Linked DNA regions of Homo sapiens: regions 2 and 3 are each linked to region 1. Evidence: chromatin loops called from intact Hi-C (ENCODE). Cell type or tissue: A673. All regions are shown on one strand.

Region 1 (8,000 bases):
CTCACCTTTACATATGTACTAGTCCATTCTTGCACTGCTATAAAGAAATGCCTGAGATTGGGTAATTTATGAAGAAAAGAGATTTAATTGGCTCATAGCTCTGCAGGCTGTGTAGTAAGCATGATGCTGGCATCTTCTAAGCTTCCAGGGAAGCCTCAGGAAACTTATGATCATGGGGGAAGGTGAATGGGAAGCAGGCACATCTTACATGGCTGGAGCAGGAGCAAGAGAGAGTGGGGAAGGTGCTATACACTTTAAAGCAACCATATATTATGAGAACTCGCTCGCTATCATGAGGATAGTACAGAGGGGGATGGTGATAAACCATTCGTGAGAAACCACTCCTAGGATTTAATCACCTCCCAGCAGCCCTCATCTCCATCATTGGGGATTACAGCTGAACTTGAGATTTGAGCAAGGACACAAATCCAAACCACATCATTACACATGTGTACTCAATGCTTAGCTCCCACTTATAAGTGGGAACATGTGGTATTTGGTTTTCTGTTCCTGTGTTATTTCACTTAGGATTATCACCTCCAGCTGCATCCATGTGGATGCAAAAGACATAATTTCATTCTTTTTAATGGCTGCTTAGTATTCCATGATGTACAGGTACCACATTTTCTTTTTCCAATCCACCATTGATGGGCATCTAGGTTGACTCCATGACTTTGCTGTTGTGAATAGTGCTGTGATGAACATACAAGTGCCTGTGTCTTTTTGGTAGAACAATTTATCCTTTAGGAATATACCCAGTAATGAGATTGCTGGGTTGAATAATAGTTCTGTTTTAAGTTCTTTGAGAAACCTCCAAACTGCTTTCCACTATGGCTGAGTTAATTTACTTTCCCACCAATGATATATAAGCATTCCCTTTTCTGTGCAACCTTGCCAACGTCTGTTATTTTTTGTATTTTTAATCATAGTCATTCTGACTGGTGTGAGATGGTATCTCATTGCGGTTTGATATGAGTCTTTTCTCATGTTTTTTAAACTTCATGGAACATAATCTGTAATGGCATAGAAGAGTTCATCATACAACTATACACTATTGAATTTAACGGTTCCTCATGTTGAACATTTAGCTTCATCCAATTATTTTGGCATTTTAAATAATGTTGAAATGATTATCTTCATACATATTTGTTTGCAGGATAATGTTCTTAGGGGAGATTTCTAGAAGTGAAATGAGTGTCAAAACAAGGAAAATTCTCATAGTAAAAAATGTGAACATTTCATTCACAAAGTTTTTGTGCAGAAGTTGCTGTGTGGTTTTAGGCTCTCTTGCAAAGCCAAGTTTAACATCCTGCTTCATCCTGTGCTACTTTGAGTGATAGAATCACAAGTAAAACTCTCTTCCCAGTGGGAGCTAAACTTATCAAGTCTGATGGTTATTTGTCTAATATTATGTTAATAATACCTGTTTAAACCAACATTTGAGTCCATGTCCAATGGTAATTGATATTCACAGAGTAATACTGAAACATGGCAAAATCCGAATCAGTCATCAAAAATGAATAAATTATGTTCAGTAGGGTTTTTTATTATGCATTTATAATAGTGTGTGTTATATAGAGAGAGTTGTATTCACAATTTTCTATATCTTTAAAAATAAAAGTTCTTTTGTGTCTATATGGTAACCTTTTATTACTCATAATAAATTATCCCTGAATTTAGCCCCTAAATATATGTTTAACAACAGAGTTTATTACATAGTATAATGTATTTTATTCCTACATCATGAAGTAGAAGGGGAGTATTGGATGAGTCATACCTCTACTCTATGCCATTTTACTTTTCCCAAAATAAACTTTTATCAACTTTGTTTAAAACATTATTTATATTAAAGCCTGTCTGAATAGACATGGAGCCTGTCCGGTAGCCTTAAGGGATTAGCAAATTATAATTTAGCTGAAATATGACAATTTTAGCAGATCAGTGTTCCCCTCTGGAGGCTAAAAATATGCATCAAACTACACTAAGAAGAGGGATGTTTATTTGAAACTCATCCAAACAATCTGAAACCCCTACATGGAAATCTTGAAGAAAAGATTTTTCCACAGATTTCTACTCTCTTCTTTCTTACTTTTAGATGTTCTAGGAAAATAGTATTAAACAATCTATTCAGCTTTGCTGCCTGGAGTGAAAACAGAGAAGCAAATGTTGTTAATGAGGGAAAGAAAAAGAGAAGGGGAAATATCTACTAGAAGTAATTTGAATTTGGCTGATATTTATATGCAAAAGAAAAATGAAAGACAGAATATTGTACCTTAAATGAGATATATTTGGAATCATTTTGGAGGTATAAAATTGAACTTAACGTACAAGATGAAATAAAAGCATACCAAATTATCCAGTATCACCTTCATTCTTTATCCATTTGCATTAGGCAATGGTAAATGCGTATTTCATTCATTGAGCTTATCTCCAAGTGTAGCTAGAGGAGAAAAAGTTTCCTTTCAAATAATCTATTTTATATTCCAGATTTCTTTCAAAGTCCAAATTGAACAAAAGTTTAGTTCTTAAAGGTAGGTCATGTGGTCTGATGTGGGGTTTTGAATTTCGGTTTTCTGCTTTTTGATTTGGGACCTCAATCCCTCTCTTTATAAATGATAGAATTGGAATACATAATTTATCTTTAAGATCACTTCTACCCCCTTTTTTTAAGAAAATTAAAACCCATAAATTTATAGTCACTTGATGTATCTCTTCTGCTTTTTGTCTCCTTCCCCGTATTTTTAAATTTGCCATTGCTTGAGTGTTTGATTCTTCTACAGAGGTAGAAAAACAAATTAACTTGCATCCTCTCTGCTCTATTAATTTCTGATGTACTTGAGGGTGGATACTGTCTTTTGTTTTTTCTGTACTTTCCCAAAAGTCAATCATTTTTCTGCATAGAGGAGTTTCTAGCCCTGTTTTTAATTGACCAGTGTCTTTAGAAGCTCCTCATGGAATATTATAAAGGAGTAAACAGAGGCATATGTATGATCATTGAGTCTCCACTGCTTTTCATGTCTGTGTGGTGGGCTCATGAGGTCATACATCCAAATTCTAAATATTAGAAAGGCCAGAGTCTTTATTCTCAGTTTCTTAGAGTATTTCTATCAAACTCAACACATCACCCCTTTGGGATTTCCATCAGGAGGTAGGAGAAGTGCTCATGGTTTTTTTTTAAAGAGGTATAAATTTGATCTCATTTGACATTGCCAGCCTCCAAAACTGTATTCCGTAAGGAAGCCTCTACCTTGGTGTGGGTGTTTTCCCTGGGGTCACTGAAGGACAGAGCTGTGATTAATCATGCTTGCCACTAGAGGTCAGTGCTTACCATTCACAGAGTGAATCTAATACAACGGCCTTTGGACTCCTGAAGACCAGCGTTAAAAGAGTATTTGAAATTTCTTTGTGCTGTTAGTTGAGACTAATGGACTCTGGGTCATTATGGATTGTGTATTCTATGCAGGCTCTATTAGGAATAATTCAAAATGATAATTATATTTTCAAGTATTATTTAGTATTATTTCCATTCCTGGTTATATAGATCAACTGTTTCAGAAATTAACAAGTTTTTGCTCTATAGAATATCTCAGTGGTCTTTAGGTTTTCCCACTTTCTCCTTTTTCAAAATGTTATAATCGGCATCAATCAATAAGTAGGGTGAGTAAAGGTAGAGAATAAGGTGGTGGTATTTGAGGTACTTTGATAAGGTTCTTCTATTCTTACCTAACTTAAAACATTTCTTCACTTTTCTGGTACAGAGGCTTCTCATTCTATCATCAGGCATTAGTCCTCTTAAATCAAATCATTTAGCTATAGTTCTTTTTACTACAAATATTTATTATTTGCACATAATATGACAGGGACTGTGTTTTGATTTTAAGCTTCAATAATTCACTTATTTTAAATATTATCTGAATGAGGTCCTGCTGAGAAATGGATTCCAGTTTATATTTATTTGATAGAGCTCACTTGGCTGTTTAGTTGTACTTCAGTGAGCTGGCTTTCTAAGTTCAGCCTTGGTTCAGCCTTCACTATAGAGGTAAGGCTGTTAACATTTGTTGAACACCTACTGTATGTAAAGTATTTCTTGTATATAGTATCTCATTTAATGCTCACGGCAACCCCTGAAGTAGGAATTGCTTATTATCTCCATTTTACTGATGAGGAGACTCAGCTTCAGAGTTTAAATAACTTGCTCAAGATCACACACAGCTTATGAGGGAAAGGGCTAGGATTTGAATCTACGTCGGCTCTTCTCCAAAGCCCATGTTTTTTTCCCTAAGTGTTAGGTTGCCTTATGTGGTATTCATAGTAAAGTTGCTGCCCTCTTCCCTTCCCTCTTACCAACTCTCTTTCCCCTTCCAGACATCTTTGCATCAAATATGTTCAGGATTTCATGACTTATAATTTTTACTATTTTAACCTGCTATTCTAATGAGAAAGTGACCTGACTCCAATATATTTGTTAGTGTAGTTTAGTGTTAGTTACAGAAGATCTGGCATTGAGTTAGGGTGTTTGATCATTATAGTGCCTCTCCAAGTCTCCTTACTGTTAACTGAAACTCTGAAAGCTGAGGGCCCTTGTAGCATAGATTGGGTAGCTTAACCAACAGAAATTTATTTCTCACAGCTCTGGAGGCTGGAAAGTTTAAGATCAAGGTACCAGCAAGGTAGCTTTCATTCTGAGGTTTCTTCTTGCTGTGTGCTCACATGGTGAAGAGAGAAACAGAGGAAACAAACTATCTGGTGTCCCTTCTAATAGGGACAACTTCTAATAGGGACACCTTCTAATAGGGACACATAATTTCATCATGACAGTCTCTCCTTCATGACCTCATCTGAACTTTACCTCCCAAGGACCCGTTTCCAAATACCATCACATTGGAGGTAAGGGCTTCAGCATATGAATTTGAGGGGGACACAGTTCAGTCCATAGCATCTTTGAATATTAAATTGCAGTGATTTTTCCTCATCCAAAATATGGGGAGGGAAGCTTTGGAAGGTGAAATGTTAGACAAGCATGTTATTTTTGTTATCATACTTTACACTTCTGTAGAATTCTGGGTGCACTGATATAGCGATTCTACTCCACTAGGCACTGAGCTTCTTGAGAGATTGGGCCATGCATTTGTATATGACCAACAACTACAGATTAAATGGCACGTGAATGTTGAATGAGTCAGTAACCCTCTCAGGACTAATGCTACCCAATCTGCCTTTCTGGAGTGGTTTAGGGCTGTGGGGGTTATTCCTAGGCTTCTTGTTACTCTTTTCAATTTTTCATATTCTCTTTTTGGTTTCCGAACTGAAGTCAGGTTTGTTGAAGTATACTTTACATACAGTAAAATTCACAGTTTAAAGTGTACAGTTTGATGGGTTTTGATAAATGTATTCAGTCATGTATACTCTGTTTGCTACCACAATAAAAAATTGAATATTTTCCTCACCCCTAAAAGTTTCCTTGTTCTCCTTTGTAGTCAGTTTCCTTCTTCTACACCTGTCCCCTAGCAACTACCAATTGAATTCCTGAATATAGTTTTGACTTTTCTATGTCATGTAAATATAATCACATACTGTGTTGCCTTTTGGATCTGGCTTATTTTTTTGAGATTCACCCATGTTTTTGCATGTATCAATAATTTACTTCTTTTTATTGCTAAGCAGTCTTTTATTGTATAGATATGCCACAATTTGTTCATTCAGTAATTAATAATATTTGAGTTGTTTCCATTTGTTGGCTATTTTAACAGAGTTATTATACATTATCTGTTGTGGACTCAATGTTTATATATCTCCAAAATTTATATGTTGAAGCCCCAATCTCTAAAGCGATGGTCTTTGGAAATGGAGCCTTAAGGAGGTAATTAAGTTTATATGAGGTCCTGTGGGTGGGGTCATCACAATGGGATTAGTGTCCCTATAGGAAGAGACACCCAATAGCTTGCTTTCTCTCTTTACCATGTGAGTACATATTGAGAAGATAGCCAACTACAAGGCAAAAGAAGAGGCCTCATAATGAAACTTACCTTGCCTGCCCCTTGATCTTGAAGCTCTCAGGCTCCAGAACTCTTAGAAATAAAATTCTACTGTTTAAGCTGGCCAGTCTATGGTATTTTGTTATAACAGTCTGAGCAGACTAATACAATATCTATGCACAGGTCTTTGTTGAAGCATATAATTTTATTTCTTTTGAGTAAATACCTAGGAATGAGAATCCTAAAACACATGATAAGTTAGATATATGTGACTTTAGAAGAAACTGACACACGGTTCTCCAAAGTGGCTGTATGATTTTGCATTTCCCTTAACAGTGTATGAGAGTGCCCTACATCCAAGTCACCATATGGTATGATAAGTGTTTTGAAATCTCAGCCATTCTGGAGAGCAGTGATATCTAATTGTGATTATAATTTGAATTTCCCTAATAAATATTGGAGGTGAGCATCTTTTTATGTACTTATTTCTTTGATGAAGTATCTGTTAAAATGTTTTTCCCATTTAAAAAAGTTGTGTTGTTTTCTTATTATTGAGTTGTAATCATCCTCATATGTATTCTAGGTACAAGTCCTTTTCCAGATACGTGTCTTACAAGTATTTTATCACAACCCAAGGCTTGTCTTTTAATTTTCTTAACAGTATATTTTGAAGTTTTAAATTTTAATGAAGTCCAAAATCGGTTCTTTCTTTTGTGTTTTCTCCTGTATTGTTTCCTAAGAAATCTTCACCTAATTGTAGTTCAAAAAGATTTTCTCATGTTTTACCAGAAATTTTATAGTTTTTGGTTTTAAATTTAGGTCTAATGTTACATGTGAGGTTAATTTTTGTTTAAATTGCTCTGTAAGGATCAACGTTCACTTTTTAAAAAAATACAAGCATCTCTTCTCAAATTTTAAAGAGTAAAATATAGAACTGAGACCTTTCCTTTCTTGCCACAAGGTGAGTTACAATTATTTCGATCATAGATTTGATGGAATTTTGTGGTATATTCACTTAAAAATATATTCTGATTATTTTCCTGTATCTATAATCACATGGATACTTACATCTTTGTCTTTTGTAAATCATGGATAATTTTCATACTTAATCATTTAGAAAAAATATAAACAAACCAAAGGAAAAAATAAAACAGAAAAAGGCAGCTGTAAGAAGAGGATTAAGAAGGAATGTCCTCCAAATATACTGTAATTCATTCCAGAATCACGGAGATTCAGAATACACTGTGTTATGAGGGAAAAGGCTTTCTAATAAGCAACTGTAAGGGACTAGTGAAAATCTCTCAGTTTGAGTCCTTTGAATTTAAGTTCTTTCAGTATGAAAGTATAAAAATGACTTTCAGTAGGATGCATAACAAGTTGTTGGAATCTGTAATACATGGTCAGATTACTTTAATACACACCGTAATAATAAACTATTACATGTAAGACAAAATGTCAGAGGAAACTTTTTTTAATAATTAACATGGCATTGGGAAAAAATGTTTTTATTGTGGTTTAAGCACTTAAAGACAGGGAACAAATGGTTAGCATAAATAAGCACTTTCCTAACTGGAAGATGGTAATGGGGACATCCTCTAAAGAATGCTTTTAAATTATATATAGGTTAGTAAATTATCTGAATAATAAAATCGCTAACAGAATTTAACACCACTATTTTGACTAGAAGAGATACTCAGTTCATGGGGAATACGTTTAATGATGAATTCTCAGTTATGAATGTAAAACAATGACAGGTGAACTTTTAATGTATATATAGGTGTAAGATATCTATTCAAAGAAAAAAAGAAGTGCAGAACTGATGGCCTTATGGTGTTAATTATACCTCAAAATTGATTTTGGAATAACGTGAATCTCCTCCCCAAGGCACTAAACCAATTGTGTTTCTCATTGAGAAAACTGGAAGCAAATCAGAAAACATCACCCTGTGATTGTATAAGAACTGGAATATTCTATATTCTCTTGGTCACTACTCCTCAGAGAAAATAGACCTGGAAGAATTCCGCA
Region 2 (8,000 bases), 550 kb before region 1:
TCATTCAGAGCCCTTTTGGTAAAGTTAGCTAGGGCTTCTATGTGCCATATGACAGTTCCTAGCCCTACTGAGGGCATGAATATTGCAGCTAGATGATCATACTAATGAAAGACTGACCTAGTCCACCTATTAATCATATGTGGACAACAGGCTGGATTTTTTTTTTTTTTTTTTTTTTTACCCAGCAACCTTGTGCTATGGGAGGCCTAGAGTCCAGCGTCCTAGCCAGCCCACAGGGAGCCACAGCCACAAATTGGTGCCACAAAGCCATTGAGTCCTGTTGGGAGCATACTGGGCCATTGCTCCCAATCTTTAGGCCGGGCCGTTGAGACCAATCTGTGGCAAATACATCCCTTTGCTGGAGTGCTATAATATGTTGGCACCGATCTGGGAGAATCCATCCCATAACCCATGTGGCATTGGGTCAGTGGTCAAGGGAGTGGTTTCATTGTTCCCAACACAAGGGGGCTAGTTGACTCAAGTGCCCAGTAGAGGTGGTTAACCATATGAGCCCAACCCAAATTTGGAGAAAGCCACTCTGGTATCAAACATTTTGGGGTTTAAAAGTTTGGATGGGCACTTTTGGTTCTAACAAGGGAGTAGCTAGTGCTATAACTTCGTCTCTTGTTATGTTAATCAAGAATGGCTTTTCATGTCATTTAAAGGGTCATTTAAAGTTGTTTATGGGCCATTCTGACACATTTGCCCTAGTCACTCCCATCATTTGTGACCCAGTCCAGTGTTTTAAATCCGGGAAGACTTGTAAATGTCTCTAATATTTCCCTTGCATAGGTGAGACCCACCACAGTAAACTGTGGTGCTAGAAAGGGGTAACAGGCCACAGACCCAACAGGAATCCTGCTGGAGGCTGTCTGCATAGTCCTGTGCCCATTGTAGAAAGAGGTTAGCAGTGTGTGCGGAAACAATATTAGGTATAAAGAGAAAGAATAGGATAAAAGAAATTCTTATCGTTTTCTGAATAGAAACTTTAGGTCCTCTAGGGGCTCTGCCTCCCATTGAGTGGCTACAGGTGTTTCTGTGGTGGAGTTCTTGGGCGACTGGAATTTCTTTACCCACATATGATGAACCCAAGGTTTGATGCCTGCTAGTTTCAGTGCTGAGTCGGTAGTCAACAGCCCATCATAGGGCTCTTTCTATTTCTCTTGTAGTTGTTGGGCAGGACCAGCTTCCTTCCATTCTTTCTGCAGCACTTGATCTCCAGACTGGAACGGGTGGTGGGCTTCCACGGAGTCTATGACGTTTCTGTTAGAAGAAAATTTATGCAAGGGATTAAGAGTTTGTTCCAAGTGAGTGGCATAAGTTTTAATAGCTAGTTCCTTGTCTGGAGACATTCTAGCCACCTGGGACAAGTTGGCTACAAAAGGCCTCCTGAAAATGATTTCACAGGGACTTCATTTGATCCCACTTCTGGGAGCTATTCTTACCTGGAGCAGAGGAATCCCAAGCAACTGAAGCCACTTTAGCCGTGTTTCCTGACATAGCTTGGCGAGGGTTGTTTTTAAGGTATGATTTATTCTTTCAGTTTGTCTGGAGGACTGAGGCCTCCAGGCTGTGTGTAGCTTCCATTTTATCCCTAGCACTTTTCTTACTTGTTGGGCGATTTCCTATGTGAATGAAGGTCCATTGTCACTCTGGATAATGTCAGGAAACCCATATCGAGGAATGATTTCCTTTAGCAGTACCTTAACTACCTCCATTGCCCACTCAGAGCAGCATGGGTATGCCTCTACCCAGCCTGAGAAGGTGTCCACCAGAACTAGGAGATATTTGTACCCTCCTGGGGCAGGTAGCATTTGAGTAAAGTCAATTTGCCAATTCTCTAGTGGTTGTTTCCCTCTCCCTTGCTGTCCAGGCTGTCCTGTATTATGGTTGTTGGGCTCATTTTTAGTGCAAAAGTGGCATCGTAGGATTATACTTTCTAAATGGGCCCTCATTCCTTTTCGTATACTTCTATATGAAAGTTAATGAGGCATCTTGCCCAAAAGTTGTGCCATCATGAATATATTTTAGTATTGGGTGAAGGAAAGACCCATGTCCTGGGTCATTGAAAGTTGTGCAGCCATTCTGACACATTTGCCTTAGTCACTCCCATCATTTGTGAGCCGGTCCAGTGTTTTAAATCCAGGAAGACTTGTAAATGTCTCCAATCTTTCCCTTGCATAGGTGAGACCCACCACGGTGGTGCTAGAAAGGGGTAACAGGCCACAGACCTAACAGGAATCATGCTGGAGGCTGTCTGCATAGTCCTGTGCCCATTGTAGAAGGAGGTTAGCAGTGGATGCAGAAACAATACTAGGTGTAAACAGAAAGAATAGGATAAAAGAAATTTTATCTCTGACACCCAGATTAGGCCTTTGTCATTCAATTTCCAGTCATTTTTCATCCTGAATAAACCCTTTGTCCTTGGTAGCCTTTTCGTCCTCAAGACTGTACCTAGGTTTGAAGGCTGCCAAATCTATTTGGGGAATTAAAGGAACCCGGAGTTCAACATTGGAGCTGGCTAGGTGCCTGGCTGTGCAATCTAAGAAAGCATTTCCCCTAGCTACTTCAGAATTGTTGCACTGATGGCCTGGGCAACGCATAACAGCTATTTCTCTTGGGGCCTTTATTGCCTCTGGTAGCTCTAACACTTGCTTTGCGTATTTGATTTCAGTATTGTCAGCCTTCAGTAGGCCCCTTTCTTTCCAGATAGCACCCTGTGCATGGACTATTATGAAGGCATATTTGGAATCAGTGTAGATGTTGGCACTCTTACTTTGGGACAGTTGCAAGGCTCTGGTAAGGGCGATTGACTGAGCTTTCTGTGCAGAAGTCCCTGTTGGGAGAGTTCTTGCCTCTATTCCCTCTGAGACTCACTACAGCATAGGCAGCGTTCCTTCTTCCATTAATGACTAAACTTTTCCTGTTTGCGAACAATGTCCAGTTTGCACATGAGAGGGCTGTGTCCTTCAAATCTAGGGGACTAGAAAACACTTGATCAATAACTTCTGGGCAGTCATGTATTAGTTCCTCTGATTCCCCAGTAGGTGGCAGCAAAGTGGTGGGGTTTAAGGTTCCAGTGGTCTGCAGTTTCACTGCAGGGTCATCGAGCAGGATAGCCTGATATTGGCCCAATCTGCCCGCTGTTAGCCAATAGCCACCTTTTGTTCTAACAACGCCAAGACTTAGTGTGGCACAGAAATCATGGTGGGCTGACCTAGAGTCAGCTTCTCAGCTTCCTTGAGCAACAAGCAGGTCGTGGCTACTGCCCTAAGACAAGGGGGCCAGCCCCTAGCCACAGTATGGAGCTGCTTTGAAAAATAGGCCACAGGCTGTAGTATTTCTCCCAGTTTTTGTGTTAAGACCCAGAGTGCTAGACCTAGTCTTTCATGCATATAAGGTTGGAAAAGTTTGTGTGGGTTTGGCAGTCCTGGAGCCAGAGCAGATATTAATTTATGCTTTAGTTGCTCAAATGTGATTTGGTGTTCGATTTCCCATGGTCTGCTCCTTTTAGATATAGCTGCTTTACTATTAACCCATAATTGGGACTCCAGATTTTACAAAATCCTGCCATTCCTAGGAAGCCCTTTAGTTGCTTCCTGGTTGTGGGCATCACGATGGAGGCAATTGCACTTAGCCTTTCCACCGTCAGGGCTCTAGCTGCTCTTGTAACAAAAACCCTAAGTATTCTATAGTTTGCTTACATATTTGGGCCTTCTTACTTGAAACTTTATACTCACAAGCTGCCAAGTGGTTTAGGGTCTTTACAGTGTTTTCTTGACATTCTTGTTTTGAGGTGCTGGAAATTAATAAATCATCCACATATTGAAGTAGCACCCCATTTTCTAATTGTAAGCCTCTCAAGTCTTGAATCAAAGCCTCTCCAAATATACTTGGGGAGTTTTTAAACCCTTGAGGGAGCACAGTCCAGCAATATTGAAACTGTGCAGCTGTCTCAGGGTCTGTCCACTCGAAAGCAAACAATAGTTGGCTTTCTATTTCTACTGGTATGCAAAAGAAGGCATCCTTTAAGTCTAGCACTGTAAACCATTCGTGATCCTTAGGTAGTGAAGCAAACATAGTGTATGGGTTAGCCACGATGGGGTGAATGTCTTCCACAGTATCATTAATAGCTCTGTGATCTTGCACAAACCTATACTTATGGGAATGAGGCTTCTTTAATGGCAGGAAAGGAGTATCGTATGAGGACTGACAAGGTCTTATTAAGCCATATTGCAAAAACCAGATTAATGCTGGCTGGATAACTTCCAAGACTTCCTTCTTTAAGGGGTATTGCTTTTTTCCGGATAGGTTGGGGCCCTTCCTTCAGTTTGTTTTTTATTGGACTCACATTAATTTCCCTCTCAGGTTGGTCTCATGCCCAGACCTCTGGCTTCACCTTGTCAAAGACTTCTTGAGGAATTGCCTCTACCTCAGGGTGTGGGGCCTCAGTGCTCACCAGCAGTGCTTGCAGCTGCAGTCCATGCTCTGGAGGCATTTGAAGACACAGCTGACGTTTCTCTTGGGTGGAAGATGATCTGAGTCTCTAACTTGCATAGTAAATCTCTGCTAAGTAAAGGTATCAGGCAGTCTGGCACATAAACGAATTGGTGAATTATCAAATTGTTGCCCACTTTACATGAAAGGGGTTGCAGGAACTGTTCTGATTTCAATTGCCCACTTACGCTGACTATACTGACAGAAAGTATCAGAAAGCTCAGTTATTGGTGTATTAACTACTGAATAACTAGCACCAGTATCAACTTTAACCAAGGCTCCTTTGGGGAAATTTTGATGTCAGTTAGAGTTGGAGCTGCTGGGAGTCTTGGGCACCCTCAATCTTCCTCGGATTCATTTTTGGGCTTGACAGCCATAAGTGACCTGGGTTCCTTCTGAGTTAACTTGGGGCAGTCTCTCTTCCAGTGCCCTATTTCCTGACAGTAAGCGTACTGGTCCTTTTCTATTTTCCCTTTCTGCCTTGGGGGTCCTTTTTTCTCGGGTTTCCTCCTGCAGCTGCCAGGAGTACAGCTGCCTGCTGAAGTGCCTTGGTTTCCTTGGCCTCCCTGCTATTATATACCTTGAATGCAATGTTGATTAATTGGGAAGCTTCATTCCAACAGCCGCCTCCACTTTTTGTAGTTTCTTCCTAATGTCTGGGGCACTTTGCCCTGTAAAGGTCATATTCACCATTCTAATGTTTTCAGGGTCCTGTGGGTCTAACTCTGTATACTTTCTATATGTCTGACAGATCTGTTCCATAAATTCTGAGGGGTCCTCAATAGGTGTCTGCTAAAGTGCCTATACTTTGCTCAGACTTTCAGGTCTTGGCACCCTTGATCCAATGCCCTTTAGGATGCACTTTCTATAGTGTTCCAGATGATTCATCCCAGCTCCACCTGCCTCATTAGGATCCCAATTTAGGTCAGTTCAGGGAGTTGCCTCTTTAAGGTCTGGGCTATCATTGGGGCTTTCATCATGAAGGCACTATGCCTCCTCTAACACTAGCCTTCTAACACTAGCCTTCTCTCATCTGCCGTGAGCATGATGTTTAGGAGGGCTTGCACATCAGCCCATGTAAGGCGATGGGTAGCAAAGATAGCAGTAAACAATTCGGTCATTTTCTGGGGATCCACCCTGTAGGAAGAATTGGAATTTTTCCAATTCAGTAAATCAGACATAGAAAAGGACTATATGCCCAATAATATCCTGCCGGAGCTCCTTGCTAATGAACTCCCACAGGATATTGTTGGAGGGAAAATTGCCCTGCTCCAGGCTCAGTGTCTCCCCAGTCAAAATTAGTGCCTTGTCTATTATGGGAGGGAGAGACTATTTTTGCAGCCTCCTCCTATTCCAGGGGTGAAGGCCCTTCCCCCTTCTGAGCCAGTGGCGGGGCATTGGCTCCCTCTGGGTCGCCACCTACTGGGTTAAGTACATTTAACACTTGTTGAGTCTCTAATTCCTTTTCTCCCTCTCCCTGGGACTTGAGACAAACCTTGTCTGAGTGCTGCACCATTAGCTTATTTCCTTTGACCTCTTGATTATGCAGTAACATAAACGCTTGTACATAAGGCTCTTCTGCCTGTCTTCCCTGACACTGACAAAACTGTTCTGATAGATAGTAAAGTAGCTTAAAGATCAAAAAATTGGCCACCATTCCCCAGATCCCAAAACATATGTTGGCTAAACCGTATTACAATAGTGAATCATTTTCTTTTTAGTAATGGGAGGGTACCCATACTGTTTCCAATCCAACAGGATCTTTCCCAGAGGGCTCCCTGGGGGAAGGGAGCAGCATTCCCCATCTTAAATTCAGCAAGGCTATAGGTACAGACACAGAGATAGTTTCAGATAGACACGGACAGAGAGATAGTGTCAGATAGACACAGAAGGAAGTGCACCTAGGTGAAAAAGGCCTGCAAACCAAACAGCAAACGGGAGTACAAAAAAGACCTATTATCTTCCTAATGGTACTGAACAAAAGGCTTAATAGCCCAGATAAGGAAATAATATATGGTCTGGTTTTCCTCACTCTTTGAGCACATCTGCTTCTGCCAAACTTCCGTTCTTTCCCAGGTGATGAAAAGGATGTGTGGTTTTGTCCAAGGGACAGCCCTCAGTAGAGTCCCCAGGACAATCTTACCCAGCAGCTGCTGGGAGTTTCCTCACGACTGTCTCATTGCAAACTGCCAGCATCAAAGGCAGCCACCATCCTGGCGGCCTCCTGGCTGGCTCGACAAAATTTTTGTTCCTGGAACCAAGCTGGATCTGGCTGTGTTTTCTCGAGGCCCAATAATGAGAAGCAGACAAACTTGGAAAGAAGGGAATTTATTGCTGTAACTGGATACAGAGAGAAGGCTGGAGATAATTCCACCAGACCAATTCAAAGTGTTACAACTTTCTTGGTGCTTATATAGGTTGGAGTTATGTGCCTACATGCAGTATAGCATTTGCCTAAGTCTATTGGTAACTAATTTTGTTTCAACTAGAAGGTCAGAGGCAAAAGTCTGATTAAAAGGGCCCCAGTACCTTCAAGGCCTGCCTACTGTGGTACCAGAGTGATTATTTCTATCTTATGTCCTTTACAGCTTGTCTGGAGAGCTGCCTTAGACTCTCCAATGAATCTGTTCAAACAGCTGCCTCTGTTACCTTGACTTGTCTCAGATATGGGTCCTGGCACTGGGAATGTAAGACTGTCTCTATTATTTTGGTTTGCTCCAGGTTAGGGAGAAGACCATGGAAGGCTCCTACTGACCATATGTTTCACTTCTATCTCTGATGTCTGGGCACTGATTTCCCTAGGCTTAACTATTTGCTCAATGTTAAGGCAGCTCTGTGGAAATTAGTCTGTGTAACTGAAGTGCTATGCAGGCTTGTCTGTGTGATTGTCAGGGAGAATTGGCCTGCCACAGAACATATCCTCCAGTATTTCCTTGAGAAAGCGTATATAGCAATTCCAATTTCTAACTGAAAATACTTTCAGAGCTCTGAAGGTATTGGTCCATTTGTCTTCTAACTTGCAGTCTTTTTCTTGACAACTTCTAATTCATTTTTATTCCTGACTCTTTGTTCATGAACTCTTCTTCTCTTTAGAGGCTTGCAGGGTTTCCAAACAATTTCGAACTATTGTATAACAGTATTCTGAAACTTCATGGTGCTATGCTTTATGCTTTTTCCGTGCTTGATTTTATCTGTTGAGTTAGGCATTCAGGGAGGCATTTCAGTTCTAGGAAATTTCATTAAATAATTGCCATGGTTATTTCCTTCTGTGCGTTTTCTCTGTTTTTTTTTTTTTTCTTCGTAGAACTTCTAATACTTGGATGTTAGATTTCCTGGACTGTTCTTTTCTTTCTTTTCTAAAAAATTATGCTGTATTTCCCATCTCTTGGGATTTTTGCTCTGCATTCTGAAAGATGTATCAACCATTTTCCCCCATTCCTGCTACCATATTCAGGAAACCAATTTTGGTTCCTGAATATTTATGGCTTTGCCATTTCACTGAT
Region 3 (8,000 bases), 150 kb after region 1:
TATTACTTGGTACTTTAGTACTGATTCAAAAGCTGAATCTTGAAAAAACCTGCCAGAACTCAGCAGTGAGAACTTACCAAAAAGGATATGCATTGTACAGAACTAACAAAAATTTTATATCGTAAAGGAAAATGTTTCTTATTAAACATTTGATGACTTTTTCTAATTCCACCTCCATCTATGGTCACATATATGCACAAGGCTCAGCAGAAGTTTTTATCTGCCTGAGTTTCAGATTATGTTATTTGCATTTTTTTTATTGTTTGGGTTCAGGCTCAAGGGGTAATATCTGTTCAGTAATCCTCTTTCATTTAAGTGGCAGGTGAAGTATGGATAAGATGACTAACTCGTTAAGGTTCGAAAAAGAAGCCGTTGGCTGAGCAATTGTTTCAGATTGATTTACTGTGAAATCTTCTGACCCATTTCACTTGTGCATGTTTTTGTAAGCATAGCTAGTGAATCAAATGTAGGTGATGAGATCTTTTTTATTAGCTGGTCCTGTTGTCCATGAGACCTTATCAAGATAGCATCAACAACTGAAACTAATGCAGGGATCAAATAGGAGATGCAATTTTTTCATATCTGGTATGAAAATTATTCCCATCAAGAAACACAAAAAATTTTCACAATATCAATGCAAGCTTACATTTGTTACCAGGTATTTAGAATTAATTTGCAGCAACACATAAGACTGTTGTTCTTAGGCAGAGGAGAAACATAAAACTCTCAAAGTATGAGTATTACTAGGCTACAGAGCCAGGTAGCTTGGTTTACTATGGAGAGGGAAAACCCATATAACCTTATTTTTCAGATCCTTAACATCCATCAAGTTTCAACCATACATTAAAGATTTTCATGTCTATTCTGTGTGTGCAAGATGCTTTGCGGTCCTGTGGGACCTACCAAAGACAATCTTACTTCCCAGGTTTGCTATTCTGTTCTTATTGACCTAACATGACCATCACTAGGGTCATTTCTTTGGGTTCAACGACAAATGTAGAAGTATTGTCTCTATGTACACCATTAAAATGTGCATTTAATTCTGAAGGAAAAAAAGAACTCTGGGGGACATATCTGATCACTTATATTCCCATAGTCACATGAATTCAAGCCAGCTTGGCTTGAATTCAAGTTGCAGCTATCCTGTGACAGATTGAACTCTGAGACTGGCATAATTCAGCAGTGGATGAGAATAAAGGCTCACAGCAGCAACTTCTGAGAGGGGCTAGGAGCAGATTTTAGTATATTAAGGTGTCTACAGAGCTCCAAGCCCCTTTAGAGGCAAGACCCCCATTCATTCACCTCTGTGTCCTCAGGGCCCCATACTTGCTTCACGTACGGGGAATGCATGAACAACTGCTAAAAAGGCTATTGTAGGAAATATTCACTAATGCAGGGAGAGAGGTAATGGGATGAAAATTAGTAAGCTTCAGTAAACAAGACTAAGGTAACAAGTTATATACTTAACTTACCTTTGGGATTAAGTATTCAGAAGGAATCCAGGATCCAGAAACAACTGCTGAGAAAGTAGTGGCTTTTCTATGGAACCAAAATGGCCCCACAGCTAGAGGAGCAAAGATAAGAGGGAATGTATGGCCAAAGGAAAAAATGTCCATTAAGGCACTTTCTTCTGGACAGGAAGGTTGTACATCCTGCTTTTGTACAGTCTTGTTTTTAAATATCTACTCTCTAATTATATTATTGCAAATGGCATAAAAATCTACTTTCCCAAGTAAAATATGAAGCTTTTGTCTTTACACTTAGGAAAACACACACAGGAAAAACACATATGGGGCCATGACAGTAATCCACAGGATTATGTTTATTTACAGTTAGTTGATTTTGTGTGTGCATATCTACTTGTCAACATATGGGTCATGTATGTTTGTTTCTGTCTGTCAAAAAAAATTTACACAAAGCATTTGGGTCATGAATGAAATTAGTTTTTGACTGCTTTTTAGCCTAAGGCGTAATTGTGTATGTTTTAGCTTTTGATTCTATATGTCTGATTTTGTTCTATATGGAAGAATGTTTGTGTAAGTAGATTTTATGTCGACTTTTAATTTAACTGTATTTGTAAAAAATTGCTTTTGGAACTTGCGGGGTTTGAATAAGCCTCTGAGATAATGTGTTTAGGATGGTACTCAGAGCTGAGAGTAAATGTGTTGTGCTTGATATATGTTTTCTGTTTAGCAGTACATGTGAGTAAAGTTAGGCCTGTGTATGTGGGATATTATTTTATTTAGAGGTAAAGAAAGAAGGAAGTGACAGAAATAGGCAAAGCATCTTCACATTTTCTCATGGTTCATTTGGGTTTGTTCTTCAACATATGGTCAAAGTCTACACCCTTCCAAGTGAATGTAGAGTGATCTGTTGCCTACATGTTTAGCTTCTATCTTTTCCTTTTGCTCTAAGCTACTTTTCAAAAATATTTAAACCAGTATACTCCTAACTTAAGTTTCTCAATTTCTGTCATGCTTTCTGATTGGCAAATCAGAATGAAGGCAAAAGATATACTCTTCTGTAAAGTCTAAGCTTGGAATCGTTAAGTACTTATTTATAGAGTAACGACCCATTTCCTTGCCTTTTATTAGTGCCTAGAATGCCTCACTTAACTTTATAAACTTACAAATTTATTACTGGGCATATATAGATGTTAAATGTTCTTACTACAATCATGTTATATGTATAAATACATATATATATTATACATGTATATAAAGTCACACACATATAAAATTTATATCTATATAGCATGAGATCTACCTTCTCAATAAGTTTTTAAAAATACAATGCATTATTGTTGGCTATAGGTACAATACCATATGACAAATCTCTAGAGTTTATTCATCTTAGTTAACTGAAACTTTATGATCATTGATATAGTAACTCCCCATTCTCCTCTCCTTCCAATTCCTGGTAACCATCATTCCAACCTTTGATTCTATGCATTTAACTATTTTAGGTACCTCCTATAAGTGGATTTGTCTTTCTGTGATTGGTCGAGTTCACTTAGTATGATGTCCTTCAGGGGTCACCCATATTGTTATTCCTGGCATATTTTTAAAAAGTGGAAAAAAAACCCCACACACTAAAATGTGAAAAATCTCTACCTTAAAGAAAGGAAATTCAAAAGATAAGAACACATGCCAGAGGGTGCATATTTTAATCCCCGTTTCCTTGTGTATTAAAAAAAAAATCTGAAAATGAAGAATTTCAGGGCAGACAGACTCATAGGTCAGGACTGAGAAATTTGCAAAACTGGAGCTGTCTGGGAGAAAATAGCTCTAAATCCACACTTTAGAACTCTGCGTTGTTTTGGGGGAAAATAAGAGTCACCAACGTTCTCACTTAGCGACAAGTTTAATTCGTACTCATGGACATGCGCCAGGATCAGGTGTGAAAGCTGTGAAATCTAGGTCCAAAAATTCTGAAGAGGATGCTGCTTGTATCCTCCCCTGGCGGCTAGCTGCCTTCTAACTTCAAGTTGTGGCTCAATGCTTGGATTTCTCTGCTCCTGGACATTAGTGTCTGCGAAGCAGAAATGCAATAACTTTCGAACAATCCCTTGCTTTGCTTGGAAAGTCTCGCACTTGGCCACCAGACATCACCGAACTCAGCGCTTGTCTCCTGCAGCAATTCCGTGGCTCGCTGAACGGCTGCCACTGGCGCCCCCAAGCGCCAGCGCGTCCCAGTCGTTCCCGGAGCAGCCTTCGACCTTCGGCCGAAGGGAATTGGACCTGGAGAGACCCGGGGGCTGACAGGAATGGCTTCTCTTGTAATTCACTGGGGCTAGAAGGCAGGAAGCCAAGGAAGACAGGATCTCAAAGGCTCCCTGCCCCCGTTCATTCCTATCTGGGATTTCCTATTCGCAAAAAGAGCAGTTGCCTGGCATGGTAAAGATGCTCATTCGAGCTGTGAGGTCCAAACCCTTGGAGCGTACCCAGAGCATCCCCTTCTTCCCAGTCCCTCAGAGACATAGACATATTCTACGAGTGCGGCGGGGCCCGGGGTTCCGAAGGAGGAGACTAAAAAGACCCAAATCGAACAGGCTCATCTTTTCCCCTCTTTGGTCTGCCCCTTTCCTTCCAGACCCTCTATCCGGATCATTGGCCACCCCCTGGCGCACCTATGTGGCTCCAGCTTCACACACTCCCTGGGAGGCACAGTCTAAAACCAAACGTGAGCTCACAAAGAACACAATACTAATGAGCAGATGCGCAGATGCTCACTTCTCTAAAGCTTCCATAGGGCTTTTCCAGCTCTCCTCGCGGAGTCAGGGGCTGAAGATGGGTGGGAAGATCTAAGAAAGGGTGGCAGCGATCAAGTGGTGTCAGCTTGCCCCACTCCGTTTCCACCTTTGGTCTCTGCCAGTTTCCAAAGACCCCTCCAACCGCTGGAGTTGTTGTCAGGAATTAGGAGCCCCTATGTTCCATTCACCTCATGGAAAAGCTAGATCCCCCTTTTCCAGTAGTTGTGGGTGGAGACAGAGCGGGAGGATGAGGAGGAGGAAAAGCTGGAGTGAAAGCCGCAGAAGCAGAAGCAGCACGCAGAGAGGAGGGGGGCGGAAGCGGTGGGGAGTGAGAGAAAAATTTTCACTCTTTGTCACTCTTGAATTGGGGGCGGAGGTAAAAAAAAAAAAAAAGTCCTCACTGTGGGAAGCTATAAAAAGCAAAGAGGACTGGGGAGAGAGCAGAGAGAGAGAAAGCGGGAGCCCGCGGCGAGCGTAGCGCAAGTCCGCTCCCTAGGCATCGCTGCGCTGGCAGCGATTCGCTGTCTCTTGTGAGTCAGGGGACAACGCTTCGGGGCAACTGTGAGTGCGCGTGTGGGGGACCTCGATTCTCTTCAGATCTCGAGGATTCGGTCCGGGGACGTCTCCTGATCCCCTACTAAAGCGCCTGCTAACTTTGAAAAGGAGCACTGTGTCCTGCAAAGTTTGACACATAAAGGATAGGAAAAGAGAGGAGAGAAAAGCAACTGAGTTGAAGGAGAAGGAGCTGATGCGGGCCTCCTGATCAATTAAGAGGAGAGTTAAACCGCCGAGATCCCGGCGGGACCAAGGAGGTGCGGGGCAAGAAGGAACGGAAGCGGTGCGATCCACAGGGCTGGGTTTTCTTGCACCTTGGGTCACGCCTCCTTGGCGAGAAAGCGCCTCGCATTTGATTGCTTCCAGTTATTGCAGAACTTCCTGTCCTGGTGGAGAAGCGGGTCTCGCTTGGGTTCCGCTAATTTCTGTCCTGAGGCGTGAGACTGAGTTCATAGGGTCCTGGGTCCCCGAACCAGGAAGGGTTGAGGGAACACAATCTGCAAGCCCCCGCGACCCAAGTGAGGGGCCCCGTGTTGGGGTCCTCCCTCCCTTTGCATTCCCACCCCTCCGGGCTTTGCGTCTTCCTGGGGACCCCCTCGCCGGGAGATGGCCGCGTTGATGCGGAGCAAGGATTCGTCCTGCTGCCTGCTCCTACTGGCCGCGGTGCTGATGGTGGAGAGCTCACAGATCGGCAGTTCGCGGGCCAAACTCAACTCCATCAAGTCCTCTCTGGGCGGGGAGACGCCTGGTCAGGCCGCCAATCGATCTGCGGGCATGTACCAAGGACTGGCATTCGGCGGCAGTAAGAAGGGCAAAAACCTGGGGCAGGTAGGAAAACCCCCAAACACATTCTTCAGACAGAAGAGGCAGGGGCCAGCTCTCTTGGGCTAGCGGTTTGCCATTGCATCTTGCAACATTCGGAGCGTGGCCCCAGATACAGAGAACAGGCGGCTGGGGAGGGATTCACCGAACAGGGTCTGCGTGGGCGGGGGGTGTCTGGGTGGCTGCTGGTCCTGCACTGCACGGAGTCAAAGGGTTAGGATTCTGTCTCGCCTTTGCTCTGGGGCGTGGGCACATATCAAGATCTAGTGCTTTCCTGTGGAGAAAGTGGTCAGGATGGTCCTTCCATTTAACACTGTGATGCAACTGATGAAGATGTTAATAGCATTTAACCTATAGCACCTAATAACGTGCCAGGCACAGTTCTAAGCGTTTTACATATTCACTCATTTAATCTTCACAACTCTGTGAGCTAGATGCTGTTGCTTTCCCATTCTGCTAATGAAGTAATTGAGGCACGGATTGATTAACGATTTGCCCAAGGCACACAGCTAGTATAAGTGGCAGAGAGGGATTTCAGTCTAGACATTGAGATACTGGGCGTTTAACCATTATATTTTACAATCTGGAGGGGACATTACTCCTTTTCAGGGTCTCCTTCCCTTCCAACCACTTACTCTCTTCAAAGAAGTAAGGTCACAGACAAAACAACTCCAGTAGACGCGCATTTCTCACTCACGCAGAATTGTACATAAATCACCCGGAAGGAAGCAAAATGATGAGATGACAATGACAGCGTCGTAGGCGCCAGCGATACAGCAGGACACTGAAGGCGTTTTTGAGAGAGGGAACTTTCCGCAGGCGCCTCTGTCTCTGTCATACAGACAGATAGATTGAAAGCCACTTGCAAACTGTTATACAAATAGACACGCACAGAGACGAGCGCGCACACTCGGTACCAGTTGTGGCTGGCGCGCTGTGGCCAGGAGAGGGGGCTCTGTGGGCACTGGGAATCATGACAGCTCCCCCTTCCGCTCCTTTTGTGGGAAGCCAAAACTGAGAAAGCCATTTTACCAATGGCACACGCACCTCGCACAACACAAGTGTCAACCCCTGGCAGCGGCCCACGCCCCAGAGATCCGAGTTTCCTTGGAACCGACTGATGCTGCTGTTTTGCGCGCTCTCGGTGTCCTCCGCCGCCCCTGTCCACAGCGCAGCCAGCCGGCTGAAGGTTGGTTGAGAGGGCCGAGCCATTCTGGGATGGACAGAGAGACAAGACCCGGGCTTGGCCCCCTACTGCCCTCTCACGGGGACAATTTTGCAGTTTTGCTAGTTTTGCAGTTCCAGAACTCTTCCCAGAGCTTTGAAGTGTGAACCGTTTCAGCTATCCTTTCAAGGGATTACAAAATCAGCAATCAGATTTTTTTTAAGGTCTCAGGAAAAATAAGAAAGTACATATACGTTCAGGCAAACATAACCGTTGCACATCCTCACACACGTGCACATGCCTACGCGCTTATGTGACCACTTTCCTTCGCTTTTTCTCTCCTGCGAGTCACCCCAGGATTTTCAATAGCAATGGTCCTAACAGTTTCTTAGAAGTCTGTCATGAAATGGAACAGGGATTAGAAAGAATGGGTGCTCTCAATCCAAATCATGACTCCTCTAATGCTACTGACTTCAAATTTCATGTTCCCAGTTGAAGAAAGCTTAATGTGTAGTTCCCCCAAGGACACAGGGAAGGAAACCTCAATAGTCCTGAGGTTCCTTTCCATTCTAATCTATGTATTTTCTGGGAATTTTTGTAAAGCGCTTTTTGTTTCTGTTCCACTATTGGGCCAACATACCTGATGTTCCTCTGTCAGAAAATCAGTTACATGCGTCGTTTCATTAGCCTTAGCGTTACACAGGGGAGACTGAGGGATGCATCCCAGAACCTAGCTTCTTCTTTATGTTTTAATACTGTATCTGTATATAAATCGGTATAAAATATGTTTTTGTGGTGCTACCTCTCCAAATAGCTACTTAATTATGCTTCTTAAAGAGTTTGGAAGTCTACTTACATCGCCTTAAATTGAGAATTTATTTATTTATTTCACAAATGAGTTGAATTTCTTATATGCCTTTCATAACATAGCAGTTCTATGGAATATATTTTATTATATTTACTTAACTGGAATCCTAGATTGTTAAAATTTGACATTAGGCTTGTGAAAAAAATTGTTAACATATTCAAGATGAAGGTAAAACAAAATAAAATACTGGGTTGAATAGCAGGAGGCTAGCTGGCAAATGTGAAAATTTTATTTTGTGTATTCTTCTTTAACGAATGATCTAAAGTATGTACTGTTATGAAGAAACAAATAGTAAAATATTTTCTCTTTGAAGTGAAAAGAATAATTCTTTGGATACT

The links. Peaks named below come from ENCODE experiments on the same cell type or tissue, not always from the same donor. Only the 100,000 strongest peaks of a DNase experiment are listed, where the experiment ranks them.
Region 2: it touches region 1 in a loop (3-fold over the local background); 13 of 110 quality-filtered maps call a loop at or near these places.
Region 3: a loop joins it to region 1, with 6 times the contacts of the local background. A loop is called at or near these places in 36 of 110 quality-filtered maps.

What each region holds. Positions count from the first base shown.
Region 1 is chr4:107,178,669-107,186,668 of GRCh38, reverse strand. No RefSeq gene overlaps it. Among named protein-coding and RNA genes, the nearest start is that of DKK2, 150 kb to the right of the region's middle. RefSeq lists a silencer at 3,243-3,537. In A673, a CTCF peak has its summit at 3,313 (motif pointing right); a DNase peak (open chromatin) is centred at 3,318; H3K27ac peaks cover 927 bases.
Region 2 is chr4:107,732,234-107,740,233 of GRCh38, reverse strand. No RefSeq gene overlaps it. Among named protein-coding and RNA genes, the nearest start is that of PAPSS1, 16 kb to the right of the region's middle. RefSeq lists an enhancer at 5,633-6,163. In A673, CTCF peaks have their summits at 3,024 (motif pointing right) and 5,893 (motif pointing left); DNase peaks (open chromatin) are centred at 3,073 and 5,913.
Region 3 is chr4:107,033,005-107,041,004 of GRCh38, reverse strand. It overlaps DKK2 (dickkopf Wnt signaling pathway inhibitor 2), which reads left to right and starts at 4,692. Exons shown (of 4, transcript NM_014421.3): 1 at 4,692-5,635. The coding sequence starts at 5,414. In A673, CTCF peaks have their summits at 3,699 (motif pointing left) and 6,566 (motif pointing right); DNase peaks (open chromatin) are centred at 3,654, 4,654, 5,144, 6,554 and 3 weaker places; H3K4me3 peaks cover 4,905 bases; H3K27ac peaks cover 4,955 bases.